Regions from separate parts of the Mus musculus genome. Here region 1 is linked to region 2. Evidence: chromatin loops called from intact Hi-C (ENCODE). Cell type or tissue: gastrocnemius. All regions are shown on one strand. Each heading gives the region's core, and the rest is flanking DNA. Links, peaks and the distances in the headings are about the cores only.

The links. Hi-C counts contacts between places; a loop is a spot of excess contacts. Peaks named below come from ENCODE experiments on the same cell type or tissue, not always from the same donor. Only the 100,000 strongest peaks of a DNase experiment are listed, where the experiment ranks them.
Region 1: a loop joins it to region 2, with 1.8 times the contacts of the local background. A loop is called at or near these places in 2 of 42 quality-filtered maps.

The regions. Positions count from the first base shown.
Region 1 is chr1:182,659,772-182,669,031 of GRCm38, forward strand. No RefSeq gene overlaps it. Among named protein-coding and RNA genes, the nearest start is that of Ccdc185, 85 kb to the right of the region's middle. In gastrocnemius, for the core only: no CTCF peak of the experiment used is centred there; DNase peaks (open chromatin) are centred at 4,095 and 7,722.
Region 2 is chr1:182,484,429-182,493,688 of GRCm38, forward strand. It overlaps Capn2 (calpain 2), which reads right to left. Exons shown (of 21, transcript NM_009794.4): 3 at 8,324-8,442; 4 at 7,634-7,767; 5 at 6,439-6,607; 6 at 5,537-5,620; 7 at 4,566-4,651; 8 at 3,287-3,361; 9 at 2,116-2,276. It overlaps LOC108167751 (a long non-coding RNA gene), which reads left to right and starts at 1,593. Exons shown (of 2, transcript XR_003948412.1): 1 at 1,593-4,277; 2 at 5,414-9,260. In gastrocnemius, for the core only: CTCF peaks have their summits at 5,461 (motif pointing right), 5,664 (motif pointing right) and 6,350; DNase peaks (open chromatin) are centred at 2,097, 3,798, 4,241, 4,468 and 1 more place; H3K4me3 peaks cover 524 bases; H3K27ac peaks cover 4,226 bases.

The sequences.
Region 1 (9,260 bases), core at 776-8,775, 180 kb after region 2:
ACCTTCGGAAGAGCAGTCGGGTGCTCTTACCCACTGAGCCATCTCACCAGCCCGGTAAATAGGACTTTTGAATCCTTTTGCCTGTGGTCCTGCCTGAATATCAGGGTCTTCAATCACCTCTATTATTCTCAAAGACAAACTTGGGGGCAGAACTCGGATTCTCTCATCCCTTCGTCATCCCAGGTATTTGCTGTTGCCCTGGTTATCATAGATCTAATGCAATATAAACAGGTATTTGGGGCTTGCGTTAGTATTTTTCGGTTGTGATAAAATGTTGTGACCAAGGGGACTCACGGGAGAAAGAATTTATTTTGGATTATGGTTCCAGAGGACTAAGGACCATCATGGGGGAAGGCATGGCAGCAAACAGTAGATATGGCAGTCACAGCAGGAATCTGAGGACCTAAAGATCACTCCCAGTGATGTACTTCCGCTGGCAATGCCACCCACCCAAAGCTTCCCAAACAGGGCTAACCAAGAGTTCAAATACTGAAGCCTAGGGAATAACAGTTCTCATTCAGACCACCCCAGGCTGAAACTCATATAGAAGTTTGTGCTACTCTGAGGAAAAGGACCATGTGCAGAATTTACCACACAGTGCCTCCAAACCTAGCCTCACGTCCCAAACCCTCCTCTCTAGTAGGCATGTGGTAGTTGAAGATTAGAAAGTGGAATTTTGAGAACTGACCCTCACGGTGCATCTGTGGATTGGCGCATGACATCTGTTCTCTCTTCTCAGGAAGCGTAGAATCTGCTTCTGACCCTCTTGTTTACAGAGCTCTGACTACTATGGTTCACCCCTGGCGATAAGATATCCTGGAACTAAGTTTGGAAGCCACAGTGCAGATTAACTCCTTCTTTTCCCCTCATCGTGGTAACAGCAGGGAAGCTCTGGCTAACATGGAGTTTTCCACAGAATTCTGTTCTCTGGCCAGTGTCATCTCTGGGCAACCCAAGCTCAGGACACGAAGGCTTACAACTGCCTATGGTGAGGCAGTGGCAGGGCTCTGTGATCTTTGATACCATTACTATGAAATAAGCATGAACCTCTGGGGTAGGCAAGGGCTGTCAGACTGGACTATTATCCTCTGGCCTGTCTAAGAATCGGTCCAGCATCTGTTGCCTAAGTGAGCATGTCAACTGCAAACCTACAGGGACAGAGGCTCTGATATCCTCTCTCCAGCTTTAGCTGGGGGTTTAGAAAGGTCTCAGAATCCCAGTTGTTGGGTTCTAGAAGCTTCTAGAAGGCCTTGCACTGATAGCTATTACGGTCACGGCTGTGATTTACTGTGGAAACAGATTAAAATCAGTCCGGGAATTATAGCATGGAGCTCCGGTCTCCTCACCCAAGCTCAGGACACAGATGTTTTCTGGCATCGGTGTGGTAATACGCACAGGGCTGGCCAAAAGCATTCCTTCCATTATCTTTTCTGATTAAAATAACAAAGACTTCTGGTTTCCTGTTTGAACCGTACCCGATACAGAGCAAGGAGGTTGATCCTCTGCCATCCCACTTCCAGACAGAAGGTGTGAAATAGACCATAATCAAAGGTCATATGGCACCATGTACTAAAGGCAGTGGGGCACACCAGACAAGGTCCTGAAACATAGGTTCTGACAAACTGATTAGTCAGGTCTCTAGAGTGACAGAACTTGTAGAATGAATCGGAATCTCTTTATAGAGATTATATATATATGGGATTATATATATGGAAATATATATGAAATATCTCATATAGTCATATATATCACATATATACATGATTTATTACATACATATCATATATATATGTGTGTGTGTGTGTGAATATATATATATATATATATATATATATATATATATATATATATATGATTTATTAGAATGACTTACCGGCTGTGGTCCAGCTAACCCAACAATGGTTGCCTGTAAACATAAGGCCCAAGAATCCAGTAGCTGTTCAGTCCGCGAGGCTGGATGTCTCAGCTGGTCTTTCATATACACTAGAATCTCAGAGAAGTAGGCTCTTTGAGAGCAACTTTCTTCTCCCATGCCTTTTATAGAGGCTTCCAGCAGAAGGTATGACAGACTAAAGGTGGGTCTTCCCACCTCAAAGAGTTGGATTAGAACTAGATCTTCCCACTCCAAATTATTTAATTAAGAAAATGTTCCTCACAGGTACGCCCAGCCAATTTTGAGTTTTAGTTTATTCCAGATGTCGTCAAGCTGGCAGCCAAGAGTAATCATCATAGCCTGTGACCCTGGGGTCTTCCGGGACAAGAGGCTTCGAGGCAACTGAGTTCTATGAACTCCCGCTGGCTACGCGTGGTAGAAGCTCAGTATGGATCCTGTCAAGGAATCCATCTAGCTGGGACACTGACCTCAGCTTATGGGAGTGAAAGGAGCCACTGATGACCTGGAGGCCAGGAAGAGAAAGTGTAACCAAATGGAGAGGTTCGTACACAAGGAAGCTAGTGACACTGGAGCCTGTGGTTCGGGGTGTCCCTAGAGCAGCCGTGAGAATGTCTACAAGACAGCAGTACCCCTAAGTCCAGAGGAAGTGGATGTAAATCATCTGAGGGGTGATGGAGGGGACGCTTCTCCTCCTTGCAGGACTCCTATCCTGCCTTCTTGCCCCTGCAGGCCTGGTCTGGGGGTAGCAAAGAGAAGCCTCTGGTTTGGGCCAAGATAGAATCTGGTTTCAGCCTGAGGCTGGCATTTCCAGTGCTACACCATGATTGTGACTGTGAGTCCCACAGCACTGAGTGTGTTGCTCCAGAGTGACCAGAAGAACTGTGAGCCTCAAAAATAAAGATGTGTGTGTGTGTGTGTGTAAGGGGGGGGGGAGCTGTGTACCCTGTGTTTCAAAGCTGTCTGATTTAGGGTAGCCATTCAGTAAGTAATACACTCGGTGAAGGGTGTGTTCAAGATATTTCACTAGTCAGCTTCTGTCACGGTATTCTCCTTGACAAATGACTTGAGAAGTAGTAGCATTTCCATCCAGTCTGAGTTCTGCAGAACTTGGCTGACTTAGGCTGCGTGTGACTGCAGCTGTTGGGGGCATCTATCTCTGTCCCACACATCTCTCATCTTCCTTTAGATCCTGGGCACAGAAGACATGCTCCTCTTATGACAAGAGGCAAGCACCCAAGAGGGCAAACCTAAGCATTTCCTCCTGCCAAACAAGTACTGTAAACACTGTCAGAGTCCAGGGTGGGGAATCTAACAGTGAAAGTGAACAGGAAGAAAGGAGACCGAGAGTTCAGGCAACTACAGGTACCACAGTACTCTTTAGTCAAAATGTTGGGTTTAGGGTGGAAGCTGGGAAAACTCACTTCAAATACAGAAGTTCTTTTTCCTGAGCACTCAGGGAGGGGCCAGTGAGGGCTCTGAATCCCATCACTGAAGGGAGATTGTGCAACATTTCTAAATGAATGGGGACACGAAGCAAGGGGGCGCTTGGGGGGGCTGCAGTGTTACCTAATTGTATTTTGACTTTCTGAGTTAAGAAGAGAGTGCCTGCTGGAGACTGGGCTGTATGTATCCAGGACACCTAGCTTCAAGGTCCTTAATGCAGTCTCCTAGACATTAGGTCCAGAGCTGAGGGGACAAAGGAGGTCAGCTGCATGCAGTTAGTTAGGGCATATCAGGCAATTGGTGATATATTTTTGTAACTTATGCACCTTTGTTTAGATAGCAGCAACTTTTATATTCTTTACTGGTTAACAGACAAGTAAGAAAACATTTGGAGATGTTCTTAGGCCTGGGAACATGGACTTGTTTAACCCTGCCAAGGAGAAGTTGCCGGTGAGATGTCTGGACTCAGACAACTGTTCACCACAGAAGCTATATGGAAGTCCCCAGCTCCTCTAGAATCTAGGACCTTGAATTTAGTTTCTCCCTATGATTAACTGGATTCTGAAAATGAAACGGTAGTGCTTAGAATAAGTTTCTTTTGCCCGTTCTCAACAAAACTGGAGGATAAACACGGCTCAAGTTGTTCCCTGTGTGTGTGTTCTCGGTAGAGCAAGAGTGAGCAAGTACAGGCTGTCTCGGGGACTGGTGGTTGCCAGGGACACCAGACTTGGCAGCAGGAGTTCTGAGCTCTTGCTCTGCACGGTGACCCAGAAGAAAAGTGAGACAAAGCACTGGAATTCTCGGGCTGGGAACTACTGTCTGGAACCAGCCCCGGTGACTTCCCACAGGAGGAACCTGTGTGCCAAGGAGTGCGGGTGCGTGCAGGAGCCGCCTACTGTTGCTGTCCTGAAACTGAGGATGAGTCTCTGCTGTGGATTCACACATTCTCCTTGCCCTGGGCCCTGAAGTTTGTGTGAATTTCCTGAAGATTTACCAATGCCATCCCAGCTCTGGAGGGTCTACTGCTCACAGATCACTTGTTCATCAATAACAATGAAGTTGCAGCTGTCGCTTGCCCAGTGTCTATCAGAGGCTGGACACTACACAGATGAGAACTTTATAAGCAAATCCCTTACCCCTAAGAAGATATTCCAAACCTCGGGTCAAAGTTTTAGATAATAGGGCCGATCTTCATTGTTAGTTTATTGTTAATTCATCCTTGATCACACAGACCAGATTTGAGTCCATCGTTGTTTCCTCCTAAACCTTTCTAATGAGATGATTCGTTCTGATGCCCTGTGGCAATGTGGGGATGTGGAGTGCTTGCAGGGATTGCACGTACTGTTGACATTGATAGCAAATGCATGCATGGCATCAGCAGTGTACCAGATGCTGTTCTAAGCAACACATCTATGCATACAACACATATGTGCATGTAATGTATATTTATGTTCATTGATATGCATGTGTGTGTGTGTGTGTGTGTGTGTGTGTGTAGGTAGATAGGTAGGTTCTTTTAATTCATATAGTAGGAACTGTTTTTAGCCCCATTTAAGAGAGAGGAGGACTGAGGGAAACTTGTCCACAGTTGTGTGGCTGTAAGGCAATAGAGCCAGCCCTTGAACCCGGGCCATCTGTTTCTAGAGCCTAAGCATTCAAGCATGTGTTCTTTCCACCTCTTACCTGAGTTGCCAAGACAGAGAAGAAGAGCTTTAGAACTACAAAGTGGTCTATGCAGGGCTTTAGGGAGCCCTGGAGAGACCACGGCAGGGAAGGGGAAAGGCCAGAGCCATGGGAATTAGCCATGGAGAGCAAGCAGAAAGAAGGGCCTAGAGAATGTTCAGCTGACGTCTAGTCAGCTCCTGGGGATCTCTGGCAAGCCTTAAGTAAGACAAGAGCAGGGAAGACCTCCCACCTGCCTGGTTACAGAGTTTACATTGTATCCAGTGAAACTCAATCCTCTCATCCTTGCACAGCTGGCTCTCCAGAGACAGGAGGTAGGTGATCCTGTGGCAGTAGGGGGCCCGGAGGTGTCAAGAGGAGCCTGAGGTGCGGGTGATGCAGGGACTCAGAGGTCAGGGTCATTTTGTTACCTCAGCAGGCAGATCTGCACATACAGCCAGAGGGAAGCTGCTGTTCAAAACTCAGTTCTGTCCTTTTTGAGCCAAGTTCTTAGGGGCCTCTCTCGCCTCTGTCCTCAGTAGACTGTCTGACAATACTGCTCATTTTCAAAGGCAAATCTCTCTACTCACCCAGGTTCCGATTTTCTCGGTATGCTGTTTGAATCTGCCCTGTAGACCCAGAGCTGGGGGAAAGTCCAAACGGCGAGAGCAGGCTCTGTGACCACCTGTGCTGGGCCACGTGACAGAGGGCCTGGAGTGTGTGTCCCCAGCCCATCTCATGCGGGCTGGCGCCCTGTGATCGCAGATTGACACTCATTTTAGTAGTGTGGCATCAGAAGCATCCTTTGAAGGTGGAGATCATGAGTTGTTGGCATCTCTATGCAGGTAGCAAGGAGCTAGACCAAACCCAGAGTATTGGTTAGGCAATCATGGTTTCTAGAAATGTGAAGGTAGATGGGTTGAGGAGAGCTGGCGGGTTAGCGAGAGCTAAAGGACAAAAAGAGACCCAAGTTGTGGCAAGAAGATGGGAAGAGCAGGCTGGTGTGGAAGAAGGAAGACTAAATCATGAGGATGAAGGTCTAGACCAAGGTGCTCTACAGAGGGTTCATCATCATCATTATCATCAATATTGTTATTATTAATTTACATGTGAATAGGTGTTTTTCCTGCATGTTTATCTACACACCACATTCATGCCTGGTGCCCTCAGAGGCTAGAAGAAGGCACCAGGTCCCTTGAAGCTGGAGTTTCAGATGACTGTGAGCACCATGTGGGAGCTGGGGCTCTAACTCGGGTCCTCTGAGGGAGCAGCTACAGCTCTTCCTGTTTTCCTGACAGGTTCTGAAGGAGAGCAGTTGTGCTGACTGGGGATCTCTCCAGTCTGACAGACACCTGAGGTAAACAACCTGGGGACAGGATGGTTTATTTTGGTCCTCATTTTGGGAGCTACCTGTGGACCATCAACACTTTGGACCTATAGATTAGCAGCCTGTTCCTTTATGGTGAGAACTAAGCCAGTTATCTCACTGCTGAGACCAGAGAAAGAACAAGACACCATTCATCTACAAGTGCAGTGATTGAAAGACCTCCCACTGGGGCCTCTTAAAGGTTCAATAGCCTTCCATTAACACCAAGCAGGGGATACAAGGACTTTGGGGGAGATTTTAAGATAAAAACTGTTGCAAAGACACATCTAGAGGAGAGCTGGAGCCCTCTCTGAAGGTCTTAGACATTTAAGACTTTGAGAAAAATTATGTCCAATAATAAATGTTCAGTGGAGACCTGAGTTACTGGCTAGTCCCAAGACTAAGCCAGTCTTCAGATGGATGTTATGTTGGAAGCTAGAGATAGGTATCCTAGCAACAGCAGAAACCCACCCCTTCCCCAAGGCTCTGTCCACTCCTGGTGCCCAGGCATCACTCTGCAAGCAACGGTCACACTTGACTGTCGCCTGTGTTGATACCCAGGCCCCTCCTGGTTCATAGCTCCTGAAAGCAGAGCTAGCCCAGAGAAAGGGGACCAGACAGAACTAAAGTGGCTTCCTCCTGCATCTCCATTCCTTTGAATAGATTGAAGCAAAGTCAATTAGATATGAATGGTTGGGTTGAGAAATTAAACAGAGAAGTCAGACGAAACACGCATCGCATTCCTTATGGGAGTCTGGCGTCGTCTCACTGGTGACGTTTGGGCTGGGTAAGGTCTGGATCCTTGGGGACCTGTGAGTGCCTTGGGCCACCATACTGTCATGCTCACTAGTTTGTGTCTGAAGCGTTTATAATACAGTTTAAGAGATCCCTCAGCAGGTCACTGTCACAAATGGGAGGCTGGCCCCAAAGCACCTTATCTAGAACAACAAATGGATCAAATTATTGAATTTATTAACATCTAAATTAAAAAGTCAGAAAAACCAAGTTTTAATTAATCAACTCGCAAACAGCCACCCCCAGGGAGAAGATAACAGACCGTTCCACAGCAGCCTGGGATCAGAGACATATTATTTTTAAAAACAATAATAATATTTTTACCAGGGCTCATATCTGAGGAATTCAAAGCTGTCCTATAAATGTTAATTATTTAAAGGCTTTCTGAGACTGAAGCAGATAATTACTATTTTTCTCAGGCTTTCTAATGAGGAGATGGCACAGGGATGGATGGATGGATGCCTTTGCCCAAGGTCGTAGTGCAGGCTGTCTGAGAGACACTGTGGGAGCTGTATTGGCAGCAGTCTGCCCTGGGTTCCTCTTTGTGCTTGGAAACTGGCCTTCTTCCCAGCCCCTATCCTGTCAATAGCTCTAAGCATGGCCCTGTCTTCATACCCAGGGGTCTGTCATAGGTCTACATGATCCCATATCATGCTACCATCTGGAGCCTGCCTTGGGTTCAATTGTGGGACCCACATGACAGAGAAACAACTCCCACAAATGTCCTATGATTTCGAGCGCACACTATGGCATATAGTGCAGCCCCCTGCCCCCACATATACAAATGCACACATAGATGAAAATAAATAAATAAATAAATAAATAAATAAATAAATAAATAATTTTAAAAAGAAAGAAAACAGGTGCTTAGAGAGGTTAAGAAGTGCAGTCAAGGTCACACACAGTTGTCAAACAAAAAGAGAGATTTGAACTTGAACTTGACAGCAGGTCCTGAGCCCAAGAAATGCCAGACAAATCTTTCTGGGTGTGGAGTCAATGAAACAGGTCTGAGAAGCCCAGCCCCTTGGCTGATAACCTGGCCTCTGCCCTCTACACTCTAGCAGCTGTGAACCCAGAAACTTCATGAGTAGGCATGGGTCACCTTGTAATCCAGCGACTTGGAGGATAGGGTTGGCCAGAAGCAGCTTTGAGGGACCCCCATGATCCCTGTCTGTGTAGATATGGAGGATAGAACTTTCTGGGGCCAGCATAGTCTCTGCCACAAGCCACCAGCTCCCTGCCGTGGGAGTAATCAGGCCCCTGCTCTATTTGCTGGGAACTAATTAATTCTCCTCCTTCCTGGAGCTCTTCATCATCTAGAGAGCTGCAGCTCTTCCTGGGAGGGTGGCTGTGCCTGAGGCAGGGGACACGGCATGGGACACAATCAGGAATCCCTTTGGAGGAGACAGGAGGAAAGGTGGGAGCCCACCCTGTCCATTGTCCCCTGCTGTAGGGATCAGCGCACAAAGGTGGCTCTCCAGCCACTTCCCACGTCCAGTGACTTCAATGTTCTTTTTTATCATTCATTTGCTCCCTGGGCTGAGCTGGTGCATTGCTTAGCTCTTTCTCAATCTGCTCATCTTTAAAATGGGAGTCCTACCAATCCTACCTCCTAGGGTTATCCTGGGGTTAAGTGGGAAGGTGTATTTATACCACTTAGCCAGTGCCTGGCTCCAAATCAGTGCTCTGTGAGAGTCAGCCTGGCTGAGATCGGTGCCATACATCTTTATTGAACCTGCTCTCCCTCAGCCGTCAGCCGTAGAGGAGCACCCAAGTGCTCTGGGACAATCTAACTGAGACACCTAAGGCGAAGCATCTGCCTAGCAGTAAGAATAGTTTATTAGATGTGTGTGCAAATCTCAGGGACACAAATGTAAGACAAGGCACCTGCCCTGCAGTCAGGGCAGACTGGAAGCAGGGTGACGCCTATCGCTGGGTCTACCCGCCGAACAAAGGACAGACGATGACGCAGCCGTAGAATTCTCTTCTCCATTCTACACACAGACAAGGCCCCGCATCAGCCAAGATCAAGATTAAAATCCTCCCAGTCTAGGGTGTGTCCTTCAATTTACAGGTCGTTTCTGCCTCTGTTGTCAACTT
Region 2 (9,260 bases), core at 883-8,882:
GAACTGGGGCGGGCCTGGCCTTGTGGCTGAGCTGGTCAGTCGAGGATGAGAAAAAAGGAGCCGGTGGGAGACGAGGAGGCACAGAAGAGGCCAAAGGCAACCAACCCTTTAGATGGAGTGGCTACTGACAGAGGTGTGCTAGGCCTGAAGCTATCATGAGGAGACTGCTTCCTCGGGTTCTCTCCTCTGGCACCAAGTTCTTATAGCTCAAGCTGGCCTCAAACTTGCTTATGTCTCTGAAGATGAGCTTGGATTTCTGATCTCCTGACTCTACCTCTGAGTGCAGGGGTTGCAAGTACTAGGAACTGAACGGGGGCACCAGGCATGTGAGGTAACCACTCCCATCAGAGTTACGTTCTTGGTCTCATTACAAAGTCTTCCTGAAGGCTTATCACCCTTGTCATAGCAAATGGAGGGCCACTGGCACAGTATAAATCTCAGGAGGACCTAAATCAGGAATTGTTCTTTTTTTTCTGCCCTTACGCCGCTGGCTTGCCTTGATGCTCCATCTTCCCACACTGCCTGTCTTTTGGCCCCCACCCCTTGGCAAATGCAAAGACCAGAAAGCATCTGTGTCTCTTGCTCACCATCACAGTGCCTCTACAACCCATACTTCCATCTGCAGGAAGACCCTGAATCTCACCCCCAACCCTTGGTCTGAGTGCCTCCCACCCCTCATGCAATGACCTCTGCGGTAGAATTAGAAGCACGGTCTCACAGTGTTGGCAGCCATGTTACAACTGCTTCTTTAAACTCAGTTGTGTTGGCACACACGTGTGTATGAAGCTCTAGGCTACCTCGGTGGCACTGAGTAAGTACTGTAGAGGCAGAGGGTCCCCAAGGCCAAGAGCATTCACTCTGAGGTCCTTGAGAGAGCATCTGCGGACCTCCCATCTAACGGGTACAGGGTGCTCCTGTGGGTGGCAGAGGGGCTTCTCAGTGGTAGCCTCTAGAACTGCCACTTGGTGACTGCGTGCTGGGACTGGAGGGACTGGCCAGCTAGTCTACTTGCTCTGTTGGTCTGGTATATCACCTCGAACCTCTGTCTCCTCATCTGCAACAAGAGTCAATATATGACCATGGCCTGCCTCCAGAGTAAGAGTGACTTCGTAGCCACATCGCCTGGGTTCAAACCCCAGAAAGCTCTGTGGCCTTGGACCAGCCACTTCCCTTGGCCCTGTCCCGTCATCCTCAAGTTGGAAAGGAGAATGGGTGACTTCCTCGAGAAGATTAATACATAGATGAAGCTCTTTGGGACAGTTCCCAGTACTCTATGCACACTCCATCCTACGACTGGCAGTGTCATCGAGATCAGACAGGGTCTAGGGGACAAAGAGGAGGAGAGGACTGAGCTGTGAGGACAACAGAAGAGATCAGCAAAGGGATCAAGAGAGCAGAGCAGAGGAGGAGCCCTCTCCTGACACGGGCTGGCCTCATCCCTCCCTCCCTCCCTCCCTCCCTCCCTCCCTCCCTCCCTTCCTCCCTCCTTCCCTCCTCTCTCTTCTTTCTTTCTTTCTTTCTTTCTTTCTTTCTTTCTTTCTTTCTTTCTTTCTTTCTTTCTTTCTTTCTTTCTTTCTTTCTTTCTTTCTCCCAGTCTTTTTGAGACAGCGATTCTCTGTGTAGCCCTGGCTGTCCTGGAACCCACTCTGTACAGCACAATGACCTCCACCTCCAAGATCCTCCTGTCTCTGCCTCCCAAGTGTTGGGATTAAAGGAGTACAGCTACCAACACCCAGCTCTAAACATTTTACAAGTGAACTTGACACACAAGAGAGTGGCAGACTGCCCTGAGAGGCTGGTGTGCCCCAGGATGCATTACATGAGGGCCTGGGATGGCTCGTTATGAACTAGGACATAGCACTGCCTCCATAGCCAGATGAAGGCCACAGCCACCAGGGGATGTGGGGACACCAGGGGACATCACAGCAAATGAATGCAGGACGTAGTAAGGCCGAGAAAACGGAAAAAAGATGTTGACACACAGGCTGGTGGTTAAGGAAGAGAATGAGAGCCTGGGTGAGTGGGTGCCAAGTCCCCTGGGCTTCCAGGCTGAGTGGCATATCTAGTCAGGTAGGAGGCCACGGGACCGGAGCCACACATGGTCATGGCCCTTACTTGGGTAATTCCTGCAGCCCCCTGCGGTGGAGCCTCGCCTCCAGTTCCCATCCATCTTGGTGAGTTTCCACTTCTTATAGGAGTCACAGGTGAGGGTGTCCGGGGTCAGGTTGCAGATCTCCAGGCGAGAGTAGTGTCTCAGGAAGTCACTGAAGGACATCCTAGCAAAGCACAGACAGGGTGTCCCGAGTTATAGAAGACACTGGCTTCACCTTAATCTTCTACCTGGTTGACAGGGGTGGGGTGGGGCTGTCTAAGACTCAGTGATGGACGCTATGGCCAGACTCGGAGGCTCCAAATCTAGTTCTGTAGCAGCCACTTTCTCAGGGGTGATTTGGGGCAAATTGATGAGTTCTCTTTGCACCCCAGAGTTCTCAGTGGTGGAATGAAAGCCATGAATAAGTACGAACCGAAACAACATATGGACTCTTGGAACAATATCCACTCGAGGTGTTCTGTGGGGGCAGTGCACACACAGAGGACCCTCTCGGCTCACTAACGAACTGGTTTCTTTCTTTCTTTCTTCCTTCCTTTCTTTCTTTCTTTCTTTCTTTCTTTCTTTTTCTTTTCTTTTTTTTTTCTTTCGAGACAGGGTTTCACTGTGTAGCCCTGGCTGTCCTGAAACTCACTCTGTAGACCAGGCTGGCCTCAAACTCAAATCTGCCTGCCTCTGCCTCCCGAGTGCTGGGATTAAAGGCGTGCACCACCACCGCCTGGCTTAGAGTTGGTTTCTTAATGAGCCAAGGATCTCTCTTTAGAGACTGATGGAAGGAAAGGTCTCATCTTTCTCTGTGTTTTCTCTTGGGGTCTAAACATTTCTGAAGGAATTCCTCTCAGCCCTTGTGAAATTGCCGGGTGTTAACCCCACAGCTGAGATGGACAAATTGAAGAGATTTAAAAGCTGTTTAGGATCATATAGAGTTTTTTTTTTTTCTTTGTTGGAAACAGGTTCTTTCTGGATAGCCAAGGCTATGCAGCTTGGTCTCCAGTTTGAGAGCCCTCTTCCTCAATTTTTAGAGAGCTAAGATTACAGAGGTGCGCCACCTGCTTGGGACTTAGATGCATAAAGAGCAGCAAAGCCAGGTTGCCCTACCACACGTCCTCAGCGTGCTGAACGCATTGCTGACTGGTGCCCTGGTTAGGAATGTCCCTGCCGCCCCTGCTGCCTTACCAGAATTCTCCGTCCTCCTGCCGTTCGGTTAGATTTGCCCTTACTTCTGGGTCAACCGTGTTCCAGCTGGGGCAACTGGAAAGCGAAGCAAGAAGAGAGGTCTTAGGAATCAGTGTGTGGCAATGACCATGTCTCTCCACAGTCCCCAAAGGCTGAGGCTCGGAACACACCCACTTTTACTAACTTCCGAGGGCCCAGACCCACCTGCATCCAGACCCCATGGAGAAACACAAAACATAATCTAAGAAGCACAGACGCTTGTGCAGGGAGCTAGGGGAGAGGTCACACTCTCCTGGAACACGGTGGATAGAAGAGTAAAAATGAGCAAGGCCCACCGTCAAGGGCTGGAGGAGCATTGCTGTGTCAGGGACGATGCTCCCGGCAGCTCTTTTAGGGGCAACTGGAAACCCACCAAGGACCACCCCCAGAGCAACCCGGAAGGAAGTCTGCCCGTAGGCGGTCCTCTGCTGAGGCTAGGGCCGCCTGGAACAAGCCAGAAAAGGGGTAGAGGAAGGGGAAGCGCTTCTGGGAAAGAGTCAAGGGACCAGGTGGACGGCTCAACGGAGCTTTTGTCCCAGAGGGTTGAAGCTTAACAGCTACCGGAAAGCCCTGGGGATCAACAGGCTCATCCCCGCTCTTGGCACACAGTTCATGGCCTTGATTTATTAGGATGACGGGGCCTTTTCTTCCTTTATTTTTTGTTTACACTTATTTGTGTGTGTGTGAGCGCACGCGCGAGTGTGTGCCCCCTCGAATATTCCAGCAGGGTGATGGTGTGCTCTGCCACAGTGCTTTTTTGAAGGTTAGAGGACCACTTGTGGTTAGCAGGTTCTTTCCTCCATGTAGGTCCCAGGCATCAGGCTTGGCGCCAAGCATCGTTACCTACTGGGCCATCTCACTAGCCTGTGGGGTGTGTTTTACCCCAGAGGGCCCAATAGCAGAGTGAACGTGAGCTGGAAAAGGAAGGAGGGACCACGGACCGGACCATGAGGTAGGAAAGAATGTGCCCCGCTGGAGGCCTGGGCCAGGCCATGGCTCCCCAGTGCTGAGTGGTGACCTGTTTGCAAAACCCCTTAGCGAGTCGCAGGCCTGGGGCCCACGCGGTGTGAGGAGTGACCTCAGGACCTCATTTCTTGGCACTGCCCACAGTGCCACCTCTCAGAGCTTCAGCTAGCCCTCCTCAGCCCTCCGTGTAGGGTGTGTGCTCTCTGGCCCCACTCCTCGGCCCTCCCTGTAGAATGCGCGCTCCAGGGGCCCACCCACCCTGTTCCCTTCTCACTTGTCATTCCACTTCCCGGTCCACTCTACTTGTCCCCAGGGATTCCTGATGCGGATCAATTTCTGCAGGCTTCCTGAACTTTCAACCTGAAGGATCCAATGAAAGAAAGGAGAGAGGGACTAAGGGACATGCAGGCTTGGAGGGGCTTGGACACCCCCACTTCAGACAAGTGGGTGGAGGAGGATCATGGAAGCTGGAAGGGACTTAACCCTCAGATCACTGCTGGGCAGCTTTGGAAAATCATAACTAAACTCCAAGTACCCAGGAGCTCGCTCCCCAAGTTCCGGGGAAGCCAATGAAATAAGAATTAAAGCTCTCAGGAGCTGGCTCTAAAGACTGGGCCTTTAATCTTTGTTAGCAGCGGGAGACACCAACAGCCTGGCTAGCTGGCCTGGTGTCTGTGGTTGGGGTGTTAGAGCTAAACATCCGTTAACTAACTGTAACTGGTGGTACTTCTGTCACAGGCTCTCAGAGATGCGTTCTCCGTTGCTTATGATGTTGGGTGAAAAGGAAGATGCTGTTTGGGTTGTTGTTGTTGTTTGTTGTTTTGACAAGGTTTCATTGGGTTACCCTCCTGTCTAGGCTCCGAAGGCTGGGATGACAGGCCCACCATACCTGCAGCTTACTTGTAAATGGCTGGGGGAAAAAAACCCAGCCATTTATATGGAGACAGCATGTGCAGTAAAAGTTAGCCAAGTTAAAATACACATTTAAAAAATAATATTTTTAGAAAATCCTAGCCCTTGAGAAACAGAGGCTAGGATTTCAGGTGTGAGCCACCACGCCCCACGAACAATAATTTAAGAGTGTAAAATAGGAAGTTCTGAGTTTGGGTTTTGTTTTTAAAGCTGATCCAGAGAGTAAAAGAACGCCTGCAGCTGCCTCGGTGACCAGCAGAGGGCAGCGCGCGCCAGGCAGCTGCCGCCCTGGAGGCCCCACCCCGGACAGCCACGTGCTAGCAGGGGGCGTACCTCCTCGGCTCCGGTGACAGAGTACGCATGTCCTTTCACCAACTTCTGGTACGTAACGGCCTCAGAATCTGCAGCGCTGGTGATCTGCAAACACAAGGACAGTAGGTGGCAGCTGCTCCATCCCGGATACAAATGGCCCAGAAAGATGCACATGGCACCCGGGCCTAGTCTGGAAAACTCTGCGCATCCATCCTGCCACCTGGAGGAGCAACTTTTAGTTGCTGATCACCAGGGAGCAAGTTGGCGCATGCCCCCCCTCCCCCCAGATGAGTCACCTTCTAGACAAGGGTCTGTGGGAGGCCTAATGACAGACACCCAAGTGGCAACTGTAGCCAAGATGCTGTGATTCTGCAACCCCTACTCCGCCCAACTAAGTTGCACTGACAGCGACTTTTTAACTTCAGAATCCATGTATTGGGTTGCCAACTCCTTAAAGGCCCTCCTTTCCCATCCTTTGGGCACAGCTTGGGGAAACTCCTGGGGCCTGGACCAGCCTCACTTTCCATCTCCCTGGTGAGGTTTGTTTGCCTGCAAAGCTATTTTGAAGAAGCAGATCCTTCTGGTACTCCCTGGCGTCTTCTCCAGGACCCACCAGCACTGGGACAGAGTGAGGAGAGGTTGCAGGGCTGCTCAAACAACCCTGCAGGTGCCGGACAAGGTGTCAAGACCAGCAGAAGGGGGGTGGGGGGCTTTTTGTGACCTGCGGTCTGTGAGTGGAGTGATACAACACAGTTAGAATGGAAAGTGGGATGGGGATGAAGGTCTGGTGGCACTGTTACTGTATCAATGGCGCCCCTAGAGGACTATTGCCTGGTGACCCTGGGCAAGGGATGCACCCATGCCTTAAGGAGCTTCTGGGTGGCGGCGGACTTGAGTGCTTGCGGAGGGTGATGGAGACTTACATCGATAGAGCAGCCAAGCAGAGAACCTTTCTCCAAAGCCTTCTGGATGATCTTGAACAAGTTGGGAGGAGGCTTCCTCAGCTCATACCACTCAGCAATGCCTCCTGTGAAGTCTTCAAAGCCTTCCGTGGTGGCACCCCCTGAGAGTGCTTCATAGCACCCATTGATCCTGAAGGGGGAATTCATGCTGCAACAGGGAGCCTTCATCCCTGAAAATGCCTCCCCACTCCAACTTAGATCCCCACTTGGGAGCTCATGGGGTCCTCTGCTTTTATCTTCCTTGTCTTTGTCTCCAACTCGGGGTGCCCAGGAAGGCAAGGAGCGATCCCTCTAGTTATTTTCCTCTGTGGCTACAACATGCTTTAGAATTTGTACCAAACCAGGAAGGGTTTAGTGATGTTCTGGGATGACTTAATGCTGCTCTGATCCAGCCTCTGGCGTTGACTCTAGCCCTGACACAGAGGTTGGCTGGAGACACTTCAGAAATGAACCCAGTTTCCCAAAAAGCACACAGCAGGTTCCTGTGGTCATGCCCTGAGCTCTATGCCCCAAGTTCTCTTGGTTAAGAACATGAAGCCCCCCTGCCCCAGTGTCTGGCCTGGGGTTGTAGAGATCCTAAACCCACTAGCTCCATCTTAATGCAGTGAGTGCATCAGCACCAGCACCAGCACCAGCACCAGCACCAGCACCAGCACCTGAGGCTCCCGCTGCAGAGGGCTGACATCCGGGGTGGACCCAGCACAACTTTGGGCCAGCTGGGTGATACACAGCTAGGATTAGAACCAAGAAGCCATTCTTACCAGCCACCTGATTTATTCTGGGTGAGTTTCTACAGTTTTTCTACCCCTGCAATGGGTAGCTTTGCCCACTGGCAGAAGCTTTTGGTCTTTTCAGCTAAGAGGCAATGGGGGCCCACCAGAGAAGCAGAGTTCTTTCTCAAGGCCAGAGCAGACAGCCCCAGAATGTCCCAGTTCACTTGCTCAGAAAGAGCAATGACTGTCCTGTACCAGTACATCATGTGAACAGCCACCATACCCATATTACCTCCTTGAATTAAGAGCCAAATTTGGGCCAAAGTCATCCTTTTATAGAACAGAATGTCTATTCAAAACAGTCCCCGAAATAGCTCCCGCTGTTTTGGAGTCCAGGGCAGCAGAGGCAAGATGGGGTGTTGGGGAAGGGCGTGGTTACTTACTTGGCATAGGCTTTCTCCAGAAGGGCACTCCAGAACTCACTCCCTTCAGCTGAATGCACAAAGAGCAGCTCCCCGTCCTTAGTGGGCAGCCTGTCGTCCACCACCACCTCCACCCACTCGCCATATTGCCAGAACTGCAAGGCAAGAGGGACAAGATAGGGTGACACTGGGACTCTGAGCCTTGGCCTCATCCGGTTCTCCCCAGCCCAGCCCCTTGCTGTGGGTTCCTATGATGCTCTTCGGTGTCCTATGTTAAGTGTGCCCCTCACCAAGCAAGAAGCCAGCGGAGCTCATCTGTGTCTCCAAAGCCGCATGCACTTCTTTAAAAAAATATCATCTCTCACTTGCTATCATAAAAAGATTTTTAACCTTTTATCTCAACCCTCAAATAATAAACATAAAAAAAAACCCTAGGGGATTACTTCCTGAACATATTACTTCCTGTACACCATGATCTACCTCCGTGGACCACCTCCATCCCAACTCCACGCCGTTCGGATGGGATCCCACATGATGATCAAGTTGGGAAAATCTTGTCTCTCTCTTCCAGCATCCTTTGCAGAACAGAACTGATCTCCAGAGCTTTCAAACTACCAGAGACTGGGGAGTGTAGGAGCAAGCCAAGCCCAGAGGCATCTGCTGAGCCCCTGAGCCAGGGCAAGGAAGTGCCTCAGCCAAGTATAAAGTTACCTGGAAGTGGAAGATGCCTGCATAGTTTTCCTGGAAGCTCTGATCTGGAGGCACAACCCGAGCCAGGATTTCCTCATTCAAGGTGAGGGAGGCGATGGCAGCCAGCAGCCAGCAGTCCCCTGAGAACACAAAGCCACACAGAGCTCTGGTCAGGTCTTAGTTCCCAGAGGATGTGAAGTCTTGTTCCTGCAGCTGGGTGCTTGGAACCCAACGTTACCCTGGAGTAGATGGAGTGGTGTTTCAGACAGTCCCTCAACTAAGGGACAGGTCACCCGGTCTGATGGATATTTTTATGGACACGCTACAGGAGAAATGCCGTGTTGGGTGGATGGCTGCATACAAGAGAGGTTCGTTCTCTGAGAAACTCAGAACTCTCGTGGCGGCTCAACTGTGTCCTTGGAGCCCAGCTCTGTGCCTGATACACAGGAGCTATGCCCGTCTATGGACGGACTGAACTTGACGGGCAACAGAGGCTTCAATGAAAAGAGGTTTTCTAGCGGAGTTTGAATGAGAGGAAGAAAATACAGCAATAGACGGGGAGGAGCTGAACACAAGGAAGGAGATGCCGGGGCACAGGGGGCGGGGGTGGAATCCAGGGGAAGGGAGGAAGGCAGTGCGATCACAGGAGTGTACAACAAAGGCAGACAGAACAGCCATGAGCTGATCTGCATGAGCTCCAGCTGACTGAGGTTTCCCTGGGGTAGAGGCAGAGCTCACTTCTGGGATGTGGTCAGGGAAGGGACTGGGCGGGGACAGGGACAGGGACAACCAGATGAGGCTCTCTGATCCTCAGGCCAGGTCTTTGTGAAGGAAGATGTATGTCTAAAGCATGCAGTCCCCATTGGTGCCCACAGCAGGAGCTTCGTGTAGGACGCACCATGGTCATCCTGCAGTTACAAATAACCTGGTCCAGCACCGGCTCCAGGCACTTTGCAGA